Regions from separate parts of the Homo sapiens genome. Here region 2 is linked to region 1. A link is an interaction called in ENCODE POLR2A ChIA-PET data of the cell type or tissue named here. Cell type or tissue: OCI-LY7. All regions are shown on one strand. Each heading gives the region's core, and the rest is flanking DNA. Links, peaks and the distances in the headings are about the cores only. Region 1 holds the start of LOC124906338 (U6 spliceosomal RNA). Region 2 overlaps FANCD2 (FA complementation group D2).

What was found. Peaks named below come from ENCODE experiments on the same cell type or tissue, not always from the same donor. Only the 100,000 strongest peaks of a DNase experiment are listed, where the experiment ranks them.
Region 2: POLR2A ChIA-PET joins it to region 1 with 10 read pairs; 3 of 35 experiments call an interaction of 5 or more read pairs at or near these places.

Annotation. Positions count from the first base shown.
Region 1 is chr3:10,207,608-10,218,987 of GRCh38, forward strand. It overlaps IRAK2 (interleukin 1 receptor associated kinase 2), which reads left to right. Exons shown (of 13, transcript NM_001570.4): 4 at 1,982-2,085; 5 at 5,600-5,794; 6 at 5,877-5,941; 7 at 9,327-9,441. LOC124906338 (U6 spliceosomal RNA) reads left to right here and starts at 9,605; the gene lies at 9,605-9,712. In OCI-LY7, for the core only: no CTCF peak of the experiment used is centred there; DNase peaks (open chromatin) are centred at 4,554 and 5,764; H3K4me3 peaks cover 775 bases; H3K27ac peaks cover 1,663 bases.
Region 2 is chr3:10,043,963-10,051,962 of GRCh38, forward strand. FANCD2 (FA complementation group D2) reads left to right here. Exons shown (of 44, transcript NM_001018115.3): 15 at 2,618-2,761; 16 at 3,955-4,089; 17 at 5,412-5,543. Among named protein-coding and RNA genes, the nearest start is that of FANCD2, 22 kb to the left of the region's middle. In OCI-LY7, for the core only: no CTCF peak of the experiment used is centred there; no DNase peak of the experiment used is centred there.

The sequences.
Region 1 (11,380 bases), core at 1,721-9,720:
ATTTCACCCTCTTTAACCTCACGTTTAAGTGACCCTAAACTACTTGTCAAACATTCCGTCTTGTGAATCTTGTTCACTCACTAAGGGATTGGGGCATAGACATGGCCAAGCATGGTGGCTCACGCCTATAATCCCAGCACTTTGGGAGGCCGAGGCAAGTGGATCACTTGAGGTCAGGAGTTCAAAACCAGCCTGGCCAACATGGTGAAACCCCATCTCTAATAAAAATACAAAAATTAGCCGGCATCATGGCGCACGCCTATAGTCCCAGCTACTTCGTAGGCTGAGGCAGGAGAATCGCTTGAACCTGGGAGGGGGAGTTTGCAGTGAGCTGAGATTGTGCCACTGCACTCCAGCCTGGGTGACAGAGTGAGACTCTGTTTCCAAAAAAAAAAAAAAAAAAAGAACATAGACACTGGAACCACTGATGACTGTGTGCCCCATGTGAAGATTAATCTGAAGACTAATGAGGCCGTCTGGTAGGGGGGCTCCTCGGTGGGCGCAGGCACAGACTGTGGGTGAGGTGGGCCATGGTGGCTGGTCCGCACAGAAGCAGGCCTTGGCCAAAGGCCAAGGCCCTTGGAAAAGTGACTTAACTTCTCCATGCCTCATTTCACCATCTGCAAAGAGGCAATGAAAATGGTGCAGTGGTACCTTATTTCCTGATTGGCATGAGGATTAGATGAGTTAACGCACGGGAAGGATTTTTTTTGAGACAGGGTCTCATTCTGCCTCCTAGGCTAGAGTGCAGTGGTGTGATCATGGCTCAATATAGCCTTGACCTCCTGGGCACAAGTGATCCTCATCCTCCCAAGTAGAGGGGACCACAGGTGTACACCACCATACCTGGCTATTAAAAAAAAATCTTTTGTAGGACTGAGCGCAGTGGCTCATGCCTGTAATCCCAGCACTTTGGGAAGCCAAGGTGGGCAGATCACGAGTTCAGGAGATCGAGACCATCCTGGCTAACACAGTGAAACCCCATCTCTACTAAAAATACAAAAAATTAGCTGGGTGTGGTGGCGGGCGCCTGTAGTCCCAGCTACTCGGGAGGCTGAGGCAGGAGAATGGTGTGAACCCGGGAGGCGGAGCTTGCAGTGAGCCGAGATTGTGCCACTGCACTCCAGCCTGGGCAACAGAGGGAGACTCCATCTCAAAAAAAAAAAAGAAAAAAAATCTTTTGTAGAAACGGGATCTTGTCATGTTGCCCAAGCTGATCTCAAACTCCTGGGCTGAAGCAATCCTCCTGCCTCAGCCTCCCAAAGTGCTGGTATTACAGATGTGAAGTATTTAGAACAGTGCCTGGCATGATGTTTGCTAACTCATGTACCTAGATGTTAACTTACTCCAGCCCCGGGCCCTTCTACTGCCCCACCTCTGCATGGGCTGGTTCCACTGCCCCATATCTGCTTGTTGAAAACGTTTCTCCATATTTCAAGCCCAGGTCAGGTGCCACTTCCTCTGTGAACCCTCCTCATCTCCCAGCCTGTTATGGTCTCTCCTGCCTCTGACCTCGCTCTCCCGTGGGATGTATCCTCGGAGGATAGTTACTGCATCCCTGCCCTGGTGGAGGTTTCTGGAAGGCAGGCTTGGTAGCTAGTTCACCTCTGTGTCTTTTTCTGCTCTTTGAGTAGGAGGTGAGATAGTGCAGGGCCTAGAAGTCAAACAGATTTCCGTCTGAATTTCGGCTCTACCATCTACTGGCTGGGTGGTCCTGAGCACTGCGTCTACCTCCGGTGTCTCCGTGTCTCCACTTGCCAACTGGGATGATAAACAGGCCCCAGGTTGTAGGGGAGTCAGAGGCTTATCCTGAGGTGATGCTTGAGGAGTGTGTTGGTTGGCACATGGTGGGTGTCAGGAATTGGCAGCAACAAGTGTTTGGGGAGTGAACAGGAGACTGGCATAGTCTGAGGACTAGACCAGGATCCCTCCTGTCTTCCTCCCCGAGGCTGCATCCTGACCCATAGTCCCTCCTTTCCAGGGTCCTCTCCAGCCAGAGCCCACCAGCCGGCCTTTCTCCAGCCTCCTGAAGAAGATGCCCCTCATTCCTTGAGAAGCGACCTCCCCACTTCGTCTGATTCAAAGGTAAATCCACCCCTCGGCTGCAGCCCCCAAGCCATGTCTCCCAGCGTGTAGTTCCCTCTCAAAAATGCAATTTCTCTACCCCTTGAGACCAGTTTAAGGGTGGAGAGGAGAAAGGAAATTGCCATCAAATTACCCCAAGCTTCTAAGACTGTAAGTAGAGGAGGTCAATAATAGCGGGGAGAGGGAGGGAGGGCACTTCAGTGAATATACTTCTTGTTTTTTAATTTGTTATTATTATTATTTTTGAGACAGAGTCTCGCTCTGCCACCCAGGCTGGAGTGCAGTGGCACGATCTCGGGTCACTGCAACCTCCGCTTCCCGGGTTCAAGTGATTCTCCTGCCTCAGCCTCCCAAGTAGCTGGGATTACAGGTGCATGTCACCATGCTCGGCTAATTTTTTGTATTTTTAGTAGAGACGGGGTCTCACCATGTTGGCCAGCTTGGTCTCGAACTCCTGACGTCAGGTGATCCACCTGCCTCCGCCTCCCAAAGTGCTTGGATTACAGGCATGAGCCACTGCACCCGGCCATTATTTTCTTTTATTATTTTATTTTATTTTCGACCTGTGGTCTCAGCTACTTGGGAGGCTGAGGCGGGAGGATGGCTTCAGCCCAGGAGGCAGAAGTTGCAGTGAGCTGTGATCCTACCACCACATTCCACCCTGGGTGACAGAGTGAGACCCTGTCTCCAAAAATGTATGACCATATTGGTACGAAGATAAATAAAATCCAAGCAGGATTAAAAATGAGGACATTTCTTTGACTCTAAAAGTCCATTTATTTTCTTCTGATTTTAAAATAAATTAAAATGTTCTGATGGCCCCTAAAAGTGTTGTGAGCCTAGACCCTTTGCATCCAGTGCCTGGGGGAGAAGCCAGCTTTGCATGAGTGTGGTTAATGAAGCTCTTCCATGTCCCAGGTGTGGTGTCACATGCCTGTAGTCCTGGCTATTTGGGAGGCTGAGGTGGGAGGATCGCTTGAGCCCAGGAGTTGGAGACCAGCCTAGGCAACACAGGGAGGCCCCATCTCTAAATTAATAAATAGATCAACCTTCCATGAAGGATAAACCCAACACTTTGGGAGGTTGGTATGGGAGGTTCACTTGAGCCCAGTACTTTGAGACCAACCTGGGCAACAGTGTGAGATCCTGTGTCTACAAAAAAGTTTTTTTTGTTTTTGTGTTTTTTTTGAGGAGTCTCGCTCCATTGCCCAGGCTGGAGTGCAGTGGCACGATCTTGGTCACTGTAACCTCTGCCTCCCAGGTTCAAGCTATTCTCCTGCCTCAGCCTCCTGAGTAGCTGGGATTACATGCACATGCCAGCATGTTTGGCTAATTTTTTTTTGTATTTTTAGTGGAGACAGGGTTTCGCCATGTTGGCCAGGCTGGTCTTGAACTCCTGGCCTCATGTGATCCGCCCACCTCAGCATCCCAAAGTGCTGGGATTACAGGCATGAGCCACCGTGCCTGGCCAAAAAGTTTTTTTGAGACAAAGTCTCCCTCTGTTGCCCAGGCTGTCTCGACTCACTGAAACCTCTGGTTCCCCAGTTTAAGCGATTCTCCTGCCTCAGCCTCCTGAGTATCCGGGATTATAGGTGTGTGCCACCACGCCTGGCTAATTTTTGTATTTTTAGTAGAGACACGGTTTCACCATATTGCCCAGGCTGGTCTTGAACTCCTGGCCTCAGAGGATCCGCCTGCCTTGGCCTCCCACATATGGTGAGATTACAAGCAGTGAATCACTGTGCCTGGCCTCGCCAAAAAAAAAAGTTTAAAAAATAAGCCAGGCGTGGTGGCACACACCTGTAGTCCCAGCTACTTGGGGGCGCTGAGATGAAAGGATCCCTTGAGCCTGGGAGGTTGAGGCTGCGGTGAGCTGACATCATGCCATTGCACTCCAGCCTTGGTGTCAAAGTGAGACCCTGTCTCAAAAAGAAATCAAAACTATGTGTGTGGCATGATACCAGTTTTGTTAAATAAATCCTAGTATATCTAATTGGCCGGAAATACACTAACTTTAATAGCAGTTAAATGGATAATGGGGTTATGGATACTAATTTTCAAAAACTGTTAAGAGCATATGTAACTTAAAAAAATTGAAATTTAGGCCGGGCGCGGTGGCTCGTGCCTGTAATCCCAGCACTTTGGGAGGCCAAGTCGGGCGGATCACGAGGTCAGGAGATGGAGACCATCCTGGCTAACACGGTGAGGCCTCATCTCTACTAAAAAAATTACAAAAAATTAGCCGGACAGGGTGGTGGGTGCCTGTAGTCCCAGCTGCTCGGGAGACTGAGGAAGGAGAATGGCGTGAACCTGGGAGGCGGAGCTTGCAGTGAGCCGAGATCACACCACTGCACTCCAGCCTGGGTGACAGTACGAGACTCTGTCTCAAAAAAAAAAAAAAAATTACGTACATGTGTTTTAAAGAGAGAAGTTATTAAAAACGGAAACAGAACTTCTTTTTATAGGCTTATATACACATGCAGTCTCTGGAATTCTGTTTAAAGCAAGCTTGTCTTACTTGCCCATGGTTGTGTGCAGCCCAGGATGGCTTTGAATGTGGCCCAACACAAATTTGTAAAGTTTCTTAAAACATTATGAGTTTTTTTTGCAATTTTTTTTTTAAAGCTCATCAGCTATCATTAGTATTAGTGTATTTTATGTGTGGCCCAAGACAATTCTTCTTCCAGTGTGGTCCAGGGAAGTCAAAAATTGGACACCCCTGGTTTGGTTATATGAACCTGTATCCTACTTCCCAGGAGTCTGGAACCCCAGTATCTATGCTGTGAATTAGACCAAGAGTGCTGAGCTCGGCCACTGACCAGCTGTGGGACCTCACTTCAGCTGTTTTATTTCCTCAGTGCTTACTTCTGTAAACTGAAATAAAGGAAACATCAACCATGTGCCAGGAATACTCACATCTTAGTCTTCAAAATTACTCTTCGGGGTACTATTGTTACCTTCATTTTTGCTGATGGAAAAAATTGAGGCTCAGAGAGGTTAAGTAACTCACCCAAGGTCACAGAGCAAGATACAGATGGAGCTGGGATTTGAGCTTGGGCCTATCCATGTCCTTTTTTTTTTTTTTTTTTTGAGACAGAGTCTCGCTCTGTCACCCAGGCTGGAGTGCAGTGGCGCGATCTCGGCTCACTGCAAGCTCCGCCTCCTGGGTTCACCCCATTCTCCTGCCTCAGCCTCCCGAGTAGCTGGGACTACAGGCGCCCGCCACCACGCCTGGATAATTTTTTTTTGTATTTTTTAGTAGAGACGGGGTTTCACTGTGTTAGCCAGGATGGTCTTGATCTCCTGACCTCGTGATCCGCCCGCCTCGGCCTCCCAAAGTGCTGGGATTACAGGCGTGAGCCACCGTGCCCGGCCTATCCATGTCCTTTTTACAGTTTCCATTGGATAAGTTGATCCCCTCCATCCCTCCATCTCTGGTGTTCCAAGGTCCCTTGAGGTAGCAGAGAAAACGAGATTCCATAGTAATCTCCATCTCTTCTCTCTGGGTCTCCAGGACTTCAGCACCTCCATTCCTAAGCAGGAAAAACTTTTGAGCTTGGCTGGAGACAGCCTTTTCTGGAGTGAGGCAGACGTGGTCCAGGCAACCGATGACTTCAATCAAAACCGCAAAATCAGCCAGGGGACCTTTGCTGACGTCTACAGAGGGCACAGGCACGGGAAGCCATTCGTCTTCAAGAAGCTCAGAGAGGTGAGCACTTCTTGGTTTCTAGTGGGGGTGGAGGCTGCAGGGGTGGGGCGGGATCTTCATGTTCTGATGTCTTTCTCTACAGACAGCCTGTTCAAGTCCAGGATCAATCGAAAGATTCTTCCAGGCAGAGTTGCAGATTTGTCTTAGGTAAGCCTCCCCTTTGTTTAGTAATAATGATAGCTAACCTTTATATAGTGCTTCCTGTGTGCCCAGTCATGTTTTAAGCACTCTATTATATATAAACTCATTTAGTCCTTACAAGAACCCTATAAATGTAGCTACTATTATCACATTATTTTACAGATGGGTAAATTGAGGCACAGAGGGGTTAAATGTCTCATCCAAGGTCACACAGCTAATGAGTGGCAGAGCCAGGATTTGGATCTACCTGGTTTGGCTCCAGAGTCCATTCTTCTCCTGTGTAGCAATTCTATGTGTAGATTAGAATTATAAAGGAAACTTGGCTTACTCCAACTCCTTCCTTCCACATGGGAATAAATCTTCTCTCCTTTTTTTTTTTCTTTTCTTTTCTTTTTTTGTTTTTTGAGACAGAGTCTTGCTCTGTCTCCCAGGCTGGAGTGCAGTGGCGTGATCTCGGCTCACTGCAATCTCTGCCTACCAGGTTCAGGTGATTCTCGTGCCTTAGCCTCCCGAGTAGCTGGGATTACAGGCGTGCGCCACCAGGCCCGGCTAATTTTCATATTTTTAGTAGAGACGGGGTTTTGACATGTTGGCCAGGATGGTCTCAAATTCCTGACCTCAAGTGATCTTTCTGCTTTGGCTTCCTAAAGTGCTGGGATTACAGGCGTGAGCCACCGTGCCTGACTTTTTTTTCTTTTTTAAGAGCTAGGGTCTTGCTCTATTGCCCAGGCTGGAATGGCCTTGGAATGATTGTAGATCACTGCAGCTTTGAACTCATGGGCTGGTGATCCTCCCACCTCAGCCTCTGAGAAGCTGGGACTACAGGTGTGCGCCCAGCTCATTTTTTGCTTTTTTTTTTTTTTTTTTTTGTAGAGATAGGGTCTTGCTATGTTGACCAGGCTGGTGTTGAGCTCCCGGGCTCAAGTGATCCTCCTGCCTTGACCTCCCAAGATGTTGGGATTATAGGTGTGAGCCACTGTGCCCTGCCATGTGTGTGCTTTTTTTTTTTTTAATTATTTTTCATCTGAAACACTTGTGCCTTATATTGTAGGGTATTTTAAGAAATAAAGAAAATTGAGTATCTGTTCATTCTGTAACCAGTGTTAAAAAATAAAGAAAATTGACCAGGTATGGTGGTTTATGCCTGTAATCCTAGAACTTTGATGCTGAGGCAAGAGGATTCCTTGAGCCAAGGAGTTTGAGACCAGCTTGGGCAACATAGCGAGACCCTGTCTCAACTGAAAAAAATATATATACAAAAACTTTTTTTGGCTGGGCATGGTGGCTCGCACCTATAATCCCAGCACTTTGGGAGGCTGAGGCGAGTGGATCACTTAAGTCCAGGAGTTCAAGATCAGCTGGGCAACATGGCAAAACCCCGTCTCTACAAAAAATACAAAAATTAGCTGGGTGTGGTGGTGTATGCCTGCAGTCCCAGCTACTCAGGAGGCTGATGGGAGGATCACTTGAGCCCAGGAGGCAGAAGTTGCAGTGAGCCGAGATCATGACACTACACTCCAGCCGGGGCAACAAAGTGAGTCTCTGTCTCAAAAATAAATAAAGGCCAGGCATGGTGGCTCACACCTGTAATGCCAGCACTTTGGGAGGCCGAGGTGGGCAGATCAGTTGAGGTCAGGAGTTTGAGACCAGCCTGGCCAACATGGCGAAACCTCATCTCTACTAAAAAAAATTCATACAAAAATCAGCCTGGTGTGTTGGCATGCACCTGTAGTCCCAGCTACTCAGGAGGCTGAGGCATGAGAATCACTTGAGCCCAGAAAGTGGAGGTTGCAGTGAGCCCAGATCGCACCACTGCACTCCAGCCTGGGCAATAGAGTGAGACTCTGTCTCAAAAAAAAAAAAAAAAAAAAATTAATTAATTAATTAAAAAGTAAAACAAATTTAAAAAGGAATAAAGAAAATTATAAATAAGAAAATAGAAACTTTTTCACAGCACCTATAAATAAGCACTACTGTTTTAATATTTTGATATATTTTCATTTTTAATTGTTAAAACTTTTTTTGTAGAGACACGATCTCACTATGTTGCCCAGGTTGGTTTTGAACTCCCTGGCTCAAGTGATCCTCCTGCTTTGGCCTCCAAAAGTGTTGGGATTTTAGATGTGAGCCACTGTGCTGGGCCCATATTTTGATATGTTTTCTTTAATGCTTTCTCTATTCATACATGTATATGAATACTCACATGTGTACACACACACACACACACACACAGATACACACACACACATACATCTAATAAAAACTGGAAGTATGATTCCCTTTCCACTTTGGCTTAGTGCTTTCATGGAGTCGGCAGTCACTCCTTCATTCATTGATTCAGAAAATGTGGGTAGTTAAGCCCTTTTCTAGGCTCTAGGGAGTGTACGCCAGAAGCATACAGAGCCCCTGCCTTGGGGAGGTTTATGGTCCAGTGGGGAGACTGACATGTAAATAACTCTAATAAGTATGCAAAAGCGAGTAATAGGATGGCTTGCGGGAAGCAGAGGAGGGCGGAGAGATAAGGCAGGAGGCCATTTACAGCAGTCTTGGGGAGGCTGAATCAGAGCCTGACCCAATCCAAGTGACCCAAGGCAGAGGAGAGGGGAATGAAGGGACATTTTAAAAGTTATTTGTGGCAGTGAATGGTGACTGATTTGATACGGGAGATAAGAAGGTTTCTAGGAAACTGGGTGGGTGGTGATGTGCCTTTCTGGGATAATAAATATGGGTGAAGAAGCAGGTTTGGGACTTGTTGAGGCTAGGATGATGTTGACCTGAGCATCAGGATGCAAATTGACATTCAGGTCTGGAGCTTAGGATGGGGCTGGAGATAAGAGATTTGGGAATATTCCTTATAGCAATGGGAGGTTCCTGGAGGAGCAACATACAAAACAAGATGAGGAGTCCAGCTGGCAGAAAGAGGAAGGCAAAGGAGGAGGGTCTTAGTGAAAAGGGCCAGGAAAGAGTGGTCAGAGAGGTAGGAGGAAAGTCAGGAGGGAATGGTGACTGAGAACCAGCAGAAGAGGATTTCAGGAAAGAACCCCAGTCCTAGAGTCAGGCAGGTGTGGGATCTGGTCCTGGCTTTACTGCTTTCTAGTTTGTGACCTTGGGCAAGTCCCTTAACCTCTCAGTCTCCGTTTCTGGAGATGGGGCAGTTGAGATGTCATGTGTTGCAGAGCAGTAAAGCAGGATGAGGACCACCATACTCGTTGAAGGCAGACAGTTTTCATCTTTCCACCCTGGGGCCAGGCCCTTAGGGGTCAGAGTATGTGGTACCTGGGAGGTTATTGGTGGCGTTGGAGGAGGAGAGGGCAGAAGAGGGGTGGGACATGAGGAAGTAGATCATTCTTTCCGTCTGACTCCTCACACCTGCACTGACGCCCGATTCCAGATGCTGCCACCCCAATGTCTTACCTGTGCTGGGCTTCTGTGCTGCAAGACAGTTTCACAGCTTCATCTACCCCTACATGGCAAATGGTTCCCTACAGGACAGACTGCAGGGTCAGGTAAGGGACTGGGTCATGGTCAGAGAATGGGACCAGGCTGCACCCAGCCATGGGGTCAAGGGTTAAGGACTTACAGAAGTTCAGAGGGGAGAGGGGCCATCTAGGTGAGACCAGGGAGACTTCAAGGAGAGAAGTGGGGCCAGGATACATAAGATCTGGTTAAGTGCTCACTTTGGCAGCACATATACCAAAATTGGAACGATACAGAGAAGATCAGCATGGCCTCTGAATGAGGATGACAAAATATGAAAAAGAAAAAGAAAAGCTCAAAAAGATCTGATTAAACATCTTCAGGAAAAATCTATAAAAAATTATTTGACGAGAAGCATTTCATTCAAATCAAGAGCAGGACAAAGGTATCTCATAGAACTAACTTCGTTCGTCATGGTTCTGGAGGTGTTAGCCAATGCAGTAGGACAAGAAAAAGAATTAAGAGGTAAAGAGTATGGAAAAGTGGAGGTGAATTTTTATTATAAAATGTTCTTCTAATATATACCTATTTGCTTGTGTGTTTATGGAATGTCTCTGGAAAGATACACAAGAAACTGGTTTACTGGCTGCTGCTAGGGAGCAGAACTAGGTGATTGGGGCCTAGGATAAGAAGCAAACTTACTATTAGAGTATTATATCATGTGAAGGTAATCCTTAATAAAAATTACAGTGTTTTAAAACAGGTCTTCTGCTTATCTTATCCTCAAATAGAGGGGAAAGAGTTATTCCATAACAGAATTATTGCTTCCCATGGCAGGGACAAGACAAAGCAGTTACTCACGGCATACTAATGATCTTTAGCTTTTCTGGGCACTCACTGTATGCAGGTTGCTGTGATAAGGGTTTTACGTAGGTCATCACCTCCAGGCCGTGCCACAACCAAAGCAATTTCTTCCCTCATTTTTCAAAAGAGGAATCTCTGACACATAGAGACAAAGTGACTTGCCCAAAGGAACATAGAGGACAAATGTCAGGCCAGAGCTTACATTGGGTTCGTCTGGCTCTAGGTTTCAGAGTTTTTGAGAAGAAATTAGCAGGGGCTGTCCAGGCCAGTTCTTAGAGGATGTGGGACCTACACCAGGGCTTCAAAAATAGGTGATGAGGCTGGGCACAGTGGCTCACGCCTGTAATCCCAGTACATTGGGAAGCCGAGGTGGGTGGATCACTTGAGGTCAGGAGTTTGACACCAGCCTGACCAATATGGTGAAACCCTGTCTCTACTAAAAATATAAGAATTAGCCAGGCGTGGTGGCGTGTGCCTGTAGTACCAGCTACTGAGGAGGCTGAGACAGGAGAATCACTTGAACCCGGGAGGCAGAGGTTGCGGTGAGCCGAGATTGCACCACTGCACTCCAGCCTGGGCGACAAAGTGAGACTCCGTCTCAAAAAAAAAAAAAAAAAAAAAACCAAAACGGTGATGATTTAGCCTGGGAGAGTCAGTCTTAGAACAACAGTGGGAGCAAATGAGAGGCTTTAGCCCATCCCACAATCCCCATCAGCCCTGGTGAAGTTTCCCCTAATACAGATAAAATCAGCGTAAGGCCCAGGTGCTTGGCTTGCAAACACAAGCTCCCTAGCTCCTCTCCCATCCAGCTTCTTTTAGAGAGAAATTCCAGAGCAGCCTCTGTAATGGACATGATAAAAATAACTGCTGATTGAGCACCTACTGTGTGGCAGGTGCTATGCTAGGGGTATACCATATACTCCCTTGAATCCTTACAGCAACCCTAAAATATAGGGATTAACATTTCCATTTTATACCCAAGGAAACTGAGGCTCAGAGATGTTAAGTGTCTTTTTCCAAAATTATACAGCTAATGCATGTCTGAACTGGGAGTTACACCTAGATCTGTCTGATGTCAAAACCCATAGTACAGGGTCAGGCACATGGCTCATGCCTGTAATTCCAGCACTTTGGGAGAGCGAGGTGGACGGATCGCTTGAGCCC
Region 2 (8,000 bases), core at 1-8,000, 170 kb before region 1:
TCACTCTTCTCTCTCTTCCCTAGTTGCTCTAATAAACATTAGCTGTCTGGGGAAGATAATCTGAGGTGGCGACTGGCCAGATAGCCTGCCCCTACTCACTCTGGCTATAAAATAAGCCTACAGTATCCACAAGGGGAAATACTAACAGTGTAAACAAGCACATCAAGGTGCAGTCAAAGAAGCCAGGTCCCCACTGATGAGATGAAGAAAATAACCACCTAAGTCTCAGGTCCCTGTATCTGCCTAATTGCCCTTCCTTCCACTCAGCACCACTGTCAAGATAATGGCATTCCATGTTTTACTTTACTTTGCTCATGTAGACCTGACTAGAGTAAATCAATCTGTCCACTGTCAAGGCAGTGGTACTGGATCTTATGTCTCTATTAATTCTAGAAATACCTTCCATCAAAAAGCCAGATGATTGGCCGGGCGCGGTAGCTCACGCCTATAATCCCAGCACTTTGGGAGGCTGAGGCAGGCGGATCATCTGAGGTCAGGAGTTTGAGACCAGCCTGGCCAATGTAGCGAAACCCCGTCTCTACTAAAAATACAAAAAAAATTAGCCTGGCCTGGTGGCACACGCCACTGCACTCCAGCCTGGGCGACAGTGCAAGACTCCATCTCAAAAGATAAAAAGCCGGATGATTGAGTTCCTTAGGTGCTGATTGGTTGCCTTTAAAGATTTTTCTTTGGTTGGAATCTGTTTTGTGGGATTTTTGTTAGTTTTGTTATCCAATTTTGGGATGATTATCTTAAAAGCTTTCATGATGCTGAATAAAGCAATGAAAATTCAGAATTTTTTCTGGTGAAAAATATCAAAGTACTCCAACACACTGTTTTTGGTTTTGGATAAACATAAATTTACCACCTTGGCTGCCTGCATACCTATTTTTACATATTTGTAATCATTGTATAAATATAATTTGTATTCTTACTTTTTTTTCTTAACATTTTTTCTCCTGTCATAAATATTTCAAGGTCTGCATTGTCTTCATTGTTATCTTTAATGACTGTATTCTGGTCTAATAACTCAGTTTTGGTGTCCTAAGAAGTGGAGCATTCAGTTAAGATAAGTAGTAAAATTTTTTTTGTTTTTTCTTGTTTGTCCTGCTTGCCTTTTTAACTGTTTTTTTTTTTTTCCTGGAAGCATAGACTCAGGTTGCCCTGAATACACGCCCAATGTTTTCTCTTTTTTTGTTTTGTTTTGTTTTTGTTTTTGTTTTTGAGACGGGTTCTCACTCTGTCACCTAGGCTGGACTGCACTGGCGTGATCTCGGCTCACTGCAAGCTCCGCCTCCTGGGTTCACGCCATTCTCCCGCTTCAGCCTCCCAAGTAGCTGGGACTACAGGCACCTGCCACCACGCCCGGCTAATTTTTTGTATTTTTAGTGGAAATGGGGCTTCATCATGTTAGCCAGGATGGTCTCAATCTCCTGACCTCATGATCTGCCCGCCTCGGCCTCCCAAAGTGCTGGGATTATAGGCGTGAGCCACCATGCCTAGCATGGCTTATTCTTCCTGATGACTGTGTAATATTCCAAAAATTAAAATTACTCCATCATAATTTATTGAACCTTTCCTGTATTGATGTATTGATGGGCATTTATAGTCTTTCCAACTTTTCACAAAGTAATTTTCCTTTTTTTTTTTTTTTTTTGAGACAAAGTCTTGCTCTGTCACCTAGGCTCGAGTGCAGTGGCTCGATCTCGGCTCACTGCAACCTCTGTCACCCGGGTTCAAGCGATTCTCCTGTCTCAGCTTCCCAAGTAGGTGGGATTACAGGTGTGTGCTACTTTGCCCGGCTAATTTGTGTATTTTTAGTAGAGACAGGGTTTCAGCATCTTGGCCAGGCTGGTCTTGAACTCCTGACGTCGTAATCCACCCATCTCGGCCTCCCAAAGTGCTGGGATTACAGGCGTGAGCCACCGTGCCTGGCCTAGTAATTTTCCTAGTAATACTGAAAATACATACTGTAGTTGGCAACAAATACACGCTGGAGTTGGCAAGTGATTGAATCTTTCTTTTAATAAATGTCAAGATGTTCAGAGTTACTTCTGTAGTAATATCACTTTCATGCATATTGCTCTGTATTCTTTTTTTTTTTTTTTGAGAATGGAATCTCGCTCTCTCACCCAGGCTGGAGTGCAGTGGCGCGATCTCGGCTCACTGTAAGCTCTGCCTCCCGGGTTCACGCCATTCTCCTGCCTCAGCCTCCCCAGCAGCTGGGACTATAGGTGCATGCTGCCACACCCGGCTAATTTTTTGTATTTTTAGTAGAGACGGGGTTTCACCGTGTTAGTCAGGATGGTCTCGATCTCCTGACCTTGTGATCTGCCCGCCTTGGCCTCCCAAAGTGCTGGGATTACAGATGTGAGCCACTGTGCCTGGCCTGCTCTGTATTCTTAAGGGGTATCAATGGTTAACAGTTGTGGCACTTTATTTATCTGAAAAATATTTCTGAGTTTTGTGAAAAGTGTAGATACTCCCAGGGGAGTGTGTGGAACAAATGAGCATTATCCATTCTGTGTTTTAATTAGAGGAAAAGCTGCTGTTTCATTGTAGCAAATGTACTGATTTGTTAACTGTTTTTCTGTTGTTGCATATTTATTGACAATAGGTGTTTGACCTGGTGATGCTTTTCATCATCTATAGCACCAATACTCAGACAAAGAAGTACATTGACAGGGTGCTAAGAAATAAGATTCGATCAGGCTGCATTCAAGAACAGCTGCTCCAGAGTACATTCTCTGTTCATTACTTAGTAAGTGTCAGAGACTATTGATTTTTAATCTAAAACAGAAAGCTTTACAGCTCTCATGTAAAATTTCATCTTATTTCAGTCCATTGTTCAAACCCATTGAGATTTTTGAATTTTGTTTTTGCATTAATCATTTTAATTGTCTATCTCAATGCAGTTTGCAACTTTGACAAACTGGCCTTCCGTATCCTATTTAAGTAGCTTATAAAAACCTTGAGGGGAATAGGACCAGCCTGTAGAAACTAGTAGAAATGTAAATATGTACCTATTTGAACTATCACTCTTTAGCCATTCAAAACTGTGGACTTTAGGTGATAATTCCTCTAGAAATGTAAATTATTCAAAGTGGAATTTTATAAGCTAGGAATAGTGTTTTGCCAGCTGAACGTTCAGGATATTAGCAGTATAGAACTTAGAAAACTGGATGGGCCAGTGGTTTGGGGTTTGGGTTAGGAGCTAATGAGAATACCTCGCTGGGTCTTAAATTTTATATTTAGGAATAGATTTAACGGTTGTATTATTTTATCTTGCAGTTCTTTCTGTGTTTATTTCTGCCAATTATACATGTTTTGGGCTGTAATTTTCTAGATGCAGAAACCACATGTAATTTTTCATTGCATTTTCCCCAATAAAGCATTATACCCAGCTTAGTACTAAATATAAGATTTTTAAAAATTATGGTATCAATAAGGAAGCTATGTTTATTAACTGGTTATTTAGTCTGGGTCCATTAATGTCTATGTACATTGAATTATTGGTAGGTTATGATCACTTCTCTTCTTGATCTTCTTTTAAAAAAATCAGCTTAGTTAGCATTGAACCTTATAGACCTACTTCAAATTATAACCAAGGTGGAACATCCCTGGGGGTAGTATGATTGCATGGGGAAACTGGGATTTAGAACATCTGGCCTCCAATCCCAAATTGAGCAGATAGGAATGTTCTATTAGGCTTGTAATTTAACTTCTTTGAGCTTAAAAGTCAATTATTATCCAAACGTGGAATCCCATTGATGCTGAGAGTAATCTCAGAATGATGAAGGATTATTTTTGTGTAAAACAAAGATTAAGATTTCCTAAGTTAAAATGAGAGCTAGGGAGGAGAAGTCTGACATTCCAAAAGGATAAGCAACTCTTAGGTTGTGTACTAACTGTTTCCTACAGCTTCTTTTCTCTCTCTACTCTTCCCCACTCAAGGTTCTTAAGGATATGTGTTCATCCATTCTGTCGCTGGCTCAGAGTTTGCTTCACTCTCTAGACCAGAGTATAATTTCATTTGGCAGTCTCCTATACAAATATGCATTTAAGTTTTTTGACACGTACTGCCAGCAGGTATGTTGAAACATTTATTTTGGCAAGGAGGGAACACAGAAAGGGAAAATAATCTGATGTTTATTTCTTGTTGGTTGGAACTCACTGAAGGGGAAGGAACTCTGACCTGGGTCTCAAGAAAGCTCAATTCTAGTCCCAGCCTTGATGAAAGGAAGAGACTTGACTGGTGGCTCTAACTCTGTGTTCTGAGCTCTAAAATTCTCTGTCTGAAATTAAGATCCAGATCTAGTCCATTTCAAAACATGAGACACTTTTTTTTGTTTTGTTTTGAGACGTGGTTTTGCTCTTCATGCCCAGGCTGGAGTGCAGTGGTGCTATCTCAGCTCACTGCAACCTTCACCTCCTGGGTTCAAGCGATTCTCCTGTCTCAGCTTCCTAAGTAGCTGTGATTACAGGCACACACCACCACGCCCGGTTAATTTTTTGTATTTTTAGTAGACACAGCGTTTCACCATGTTGGCCAGGCTGGTCTCGAACTCCTGACCTCAGGTGAACCGCCTGCCTCAGCCTCTCAAAGTGCTGGGATTATAGGCGTGAGCCATTGGGCCTGGCCGAGACACATTTTAATAGCATATATCCAGAGAGGGAGGACTGTATTTGTGGAAAATGTTTATGAAAGCAAGTAAAGAACAGTGTCTTATTTTGTATTTTTACATATATTCTTCCTGTCATTAACAATGTTAAAACGCATTTGAATGGAACTTTTAAAATGAAGATTTGTAAAAAAATTTTAAACATTTAAAGTAGAGCAATAGTTGCAGCTGACATGAGGTAGCTGTTGCAGTTGAAAATGTAATTCTGTTATGACTATTATGGAGTGACAGTATAAAGGGAGAATGGCATCTAAGACATTTCTGGACCCTCTTAATGTCTTAGAGACACTGTCATAATCCATGTTTGCTTGGAAACATGCAAGTCTAGCCTGTACTATATGGAGAAAACCTTTAAAGCTTTTAGCTCCTTGAGTGCCATCTTTTTGAGGAATTTCAACTGATCTTGTACAACCTCAACCTAAAGGGTAAAATTTAACCCATATGGGAAAAAGAAAGAGGAAAACTACGCCAAGGAGCAAAATCAGGAGGGCTTAGGTAGAGCTCACTGATAAAATATGGGAAATAGGTCAAGATGGGATGGTCAAGTTACACTGGCATATTCCTAAATCTCCTGAAGCCAACATTAATGAAAACTAGATAATAGGTGATGGGTTTGGGTTGATTGTGATTTTAACAAAGTAGAGATTGGAGAGGCCTTGGGGGTGAATCCCTTTAGAATGGCCATCCATATTTTGTTTTACACTGTTCTGTTGACTCTCCCCTGTATAGGAAGTGGTTGGTGCCTTAGTGACCCATATCTGCAGTGGGAATGAAGCTGAAGTTGATACTGCCTTAGATGTCCTTCTAGAGTTGGTAGTGTTAAACCCATCTGCTATGATGATGAATGCTGTCTTTGTAAAGGTATCTTATTGGCTTCTTGTACTTTAGATATTGAATACTATAATTGGTGGGAGGTGGTGGGAAGGAGGTGAGATGATGGGCAAGTAATATAAATAAAAAGTGACTATTCTATCTATGTGTTAATTCATTCAGCAAACACTTCTTTATACCTAACCTACAGGCTAATCTCTATTCTGGGTGCTGTGAATGTAAAGTAGGCCCTTACCTTTCATGTTAAAGACTAAGACACATAAGCAAGTCACTATAAATACAACATGGTGAATTCTCTGGTAAAGTACTATAGATATAACAGAGTAAGAATAATTAAATTTAGCCTGGGAAGCTGGAGAATTCTTCAAAGAGGCAATGTGAGTGATTGCTGAAGGATGGGAATGACTGACAAGAGAAAGTATGGGAAGTGCGTTCTAGGCAGAGAAGAGTTTGAGCAGAAGCAAACTGGTGCCCAAGTCAATGGTGTGACTGAGGAATGAGAAGCAAACAAGCATGACTGGAGAATAGGATATATATGGAGAGGAATGATTGGAGGCAAGGCTGGTAAGACATAGGACAGGCCCATGTTGCAAAGAGTCTCAAATAACATGCTAAAGAGTTTCAACTTTATTTTTTAGACAATAAGGAGCTATTACTAGTTTTTACATACAGTTGACCTAATCTACTCAGCATTGAGAGATAACTCAGTAGGCTATATGATGGGTGGATTGGAGACTGCTGAAATGGTCTAAGGGAGTGAGAGTAAGGGCCAGATTTTGGTCACGGGAATGTAGAAGAAATTATGGCTTAAGAGACAATTTGGTGTTAGAATTAACATGACTTGGTGACTGTTAAGAATATGTGGCGGTCCGGGTGCGGTGGCTCATGCTTGTAATCCCAGCACTTTGGGAGGCCAAGGCGGGCAAATCACGAGGTCAGGAGATCAAGACCATCCTGCCTAACACGGTGAAACCCCGTCTCTACTAAAAATACAAAAATTAGCCGGGCATCGTGGCGGTCGCCTGTAGTCCCAGCTACTCAAGAGGCTGAGGCAGGAGAATGGCGTGAACCCAGGAGGCGGAGCTTGCAGTGAGCCAAGATAACACCACTGCACTCCAGTCTGGGCGACAGAGCAAGACTCTGTCTCAAAAAAAAAAAAAAAAAAAAAGGCTTAGAAGAGCACAGACATTTTGAGAAGGTTAAAGTTTAAGTGGCAGATGAAAGCAAATGTCCATAGAAGGAAAATGAGAAACCTGGAAGATTAATAATGTGAGCTTAAAGGATGTCAGGTAGCAAAAGCCCAGGAATGAGTTTCAAGAGTGAGGGATTGGCCGGGCACAGTGACTCATGCTTGTAATACCAGCACTTTGGGAGGCCGAGGCGGACGGATCACCTGAGGTTGGGAGTTCGAATCAGCCTGACCAACATGGAGAAAGCCCTCCTCTACTAAAAATACAAAAATTACCTGGGCATTGTGGTGCATGCCTGTAATCCCAGCTACTCGGGAGGCTGAGGCAGGAGAATCACTTGAACCCAGGAGGTGGAGGTTGCAGTGAGCTGAGATCATGCCATCACACTCCAGCCTAGGCGAGAAGAGCGAAACTGTCAAAAAAAAAAGAGTGAGGCCGGGCGCGGTGGCTCACGCCTGTAATCCCAGCACTTTGGGAGGCCGAGGTGGGCGGATCACGAGGTCAGGAGATCGAGACCATCCCGGCTAAAACGGTGAAACCCCGTCTCTACTAAAAATACAAAAAAATTAGCCGGGCGTAGTGGTGGGCGCCTGTAGTCCCAGCTACTTGGGAGGCTGAGGCAGGAGAATGGCGTGAACCCAGGAGGCGGAGCTTGCAGTGAGCCGAGATCCCGCCACTGCACTCCAGCCTGGGCGACAGAGCGAGACTCCGTCTCAAAAAAAAAAAAAAAAAAAAAAAAAAACAAAAAGGAGTGAGGGATTTATCTCCCAGTGTTGGACACTGAAAAAGTTGAAGATGGAGGCAGAGGCTATTGGCTTTGGCAATTAGGATACCTCTGGTAACCTCTGAGAGAACAGTGTTAATTGAATTATAAGGGTGGAAGCCAGAGAGCAGTAACTTGAAGACTTGGGGAATAGAGTCAATGTCGAGAAGCATCAAGGAGGAGAGAATAAAAAAAGTAGCTTGAGAAAGAAGCTGGTTGTGAGGGAGATATTTTTTAGATGAGGAGGTTTGAGATTGCTTGTAGGCTGAGAGAAAGGATTCAATAGAGAGGAAGAAATGGAGATTTTTAAAAATTAATTAAAAGTTTACAAAGCTGTTTTATTACTTTTTCCTCAGACAAACCATGAAAGGTAGTATAGCTATTATTATCACCATGTTATAGATGAGAAAAGCTGAGGCATTTCCCAAGGTCACAAAGTAAATAGTTTCCTTGTGACTCCTTCCAGATCTGTAGAGAAAGGAGAAATAATTCATTGAGTAGAAGCTGGGAAGGGATGATATGGCAAGGAATAGG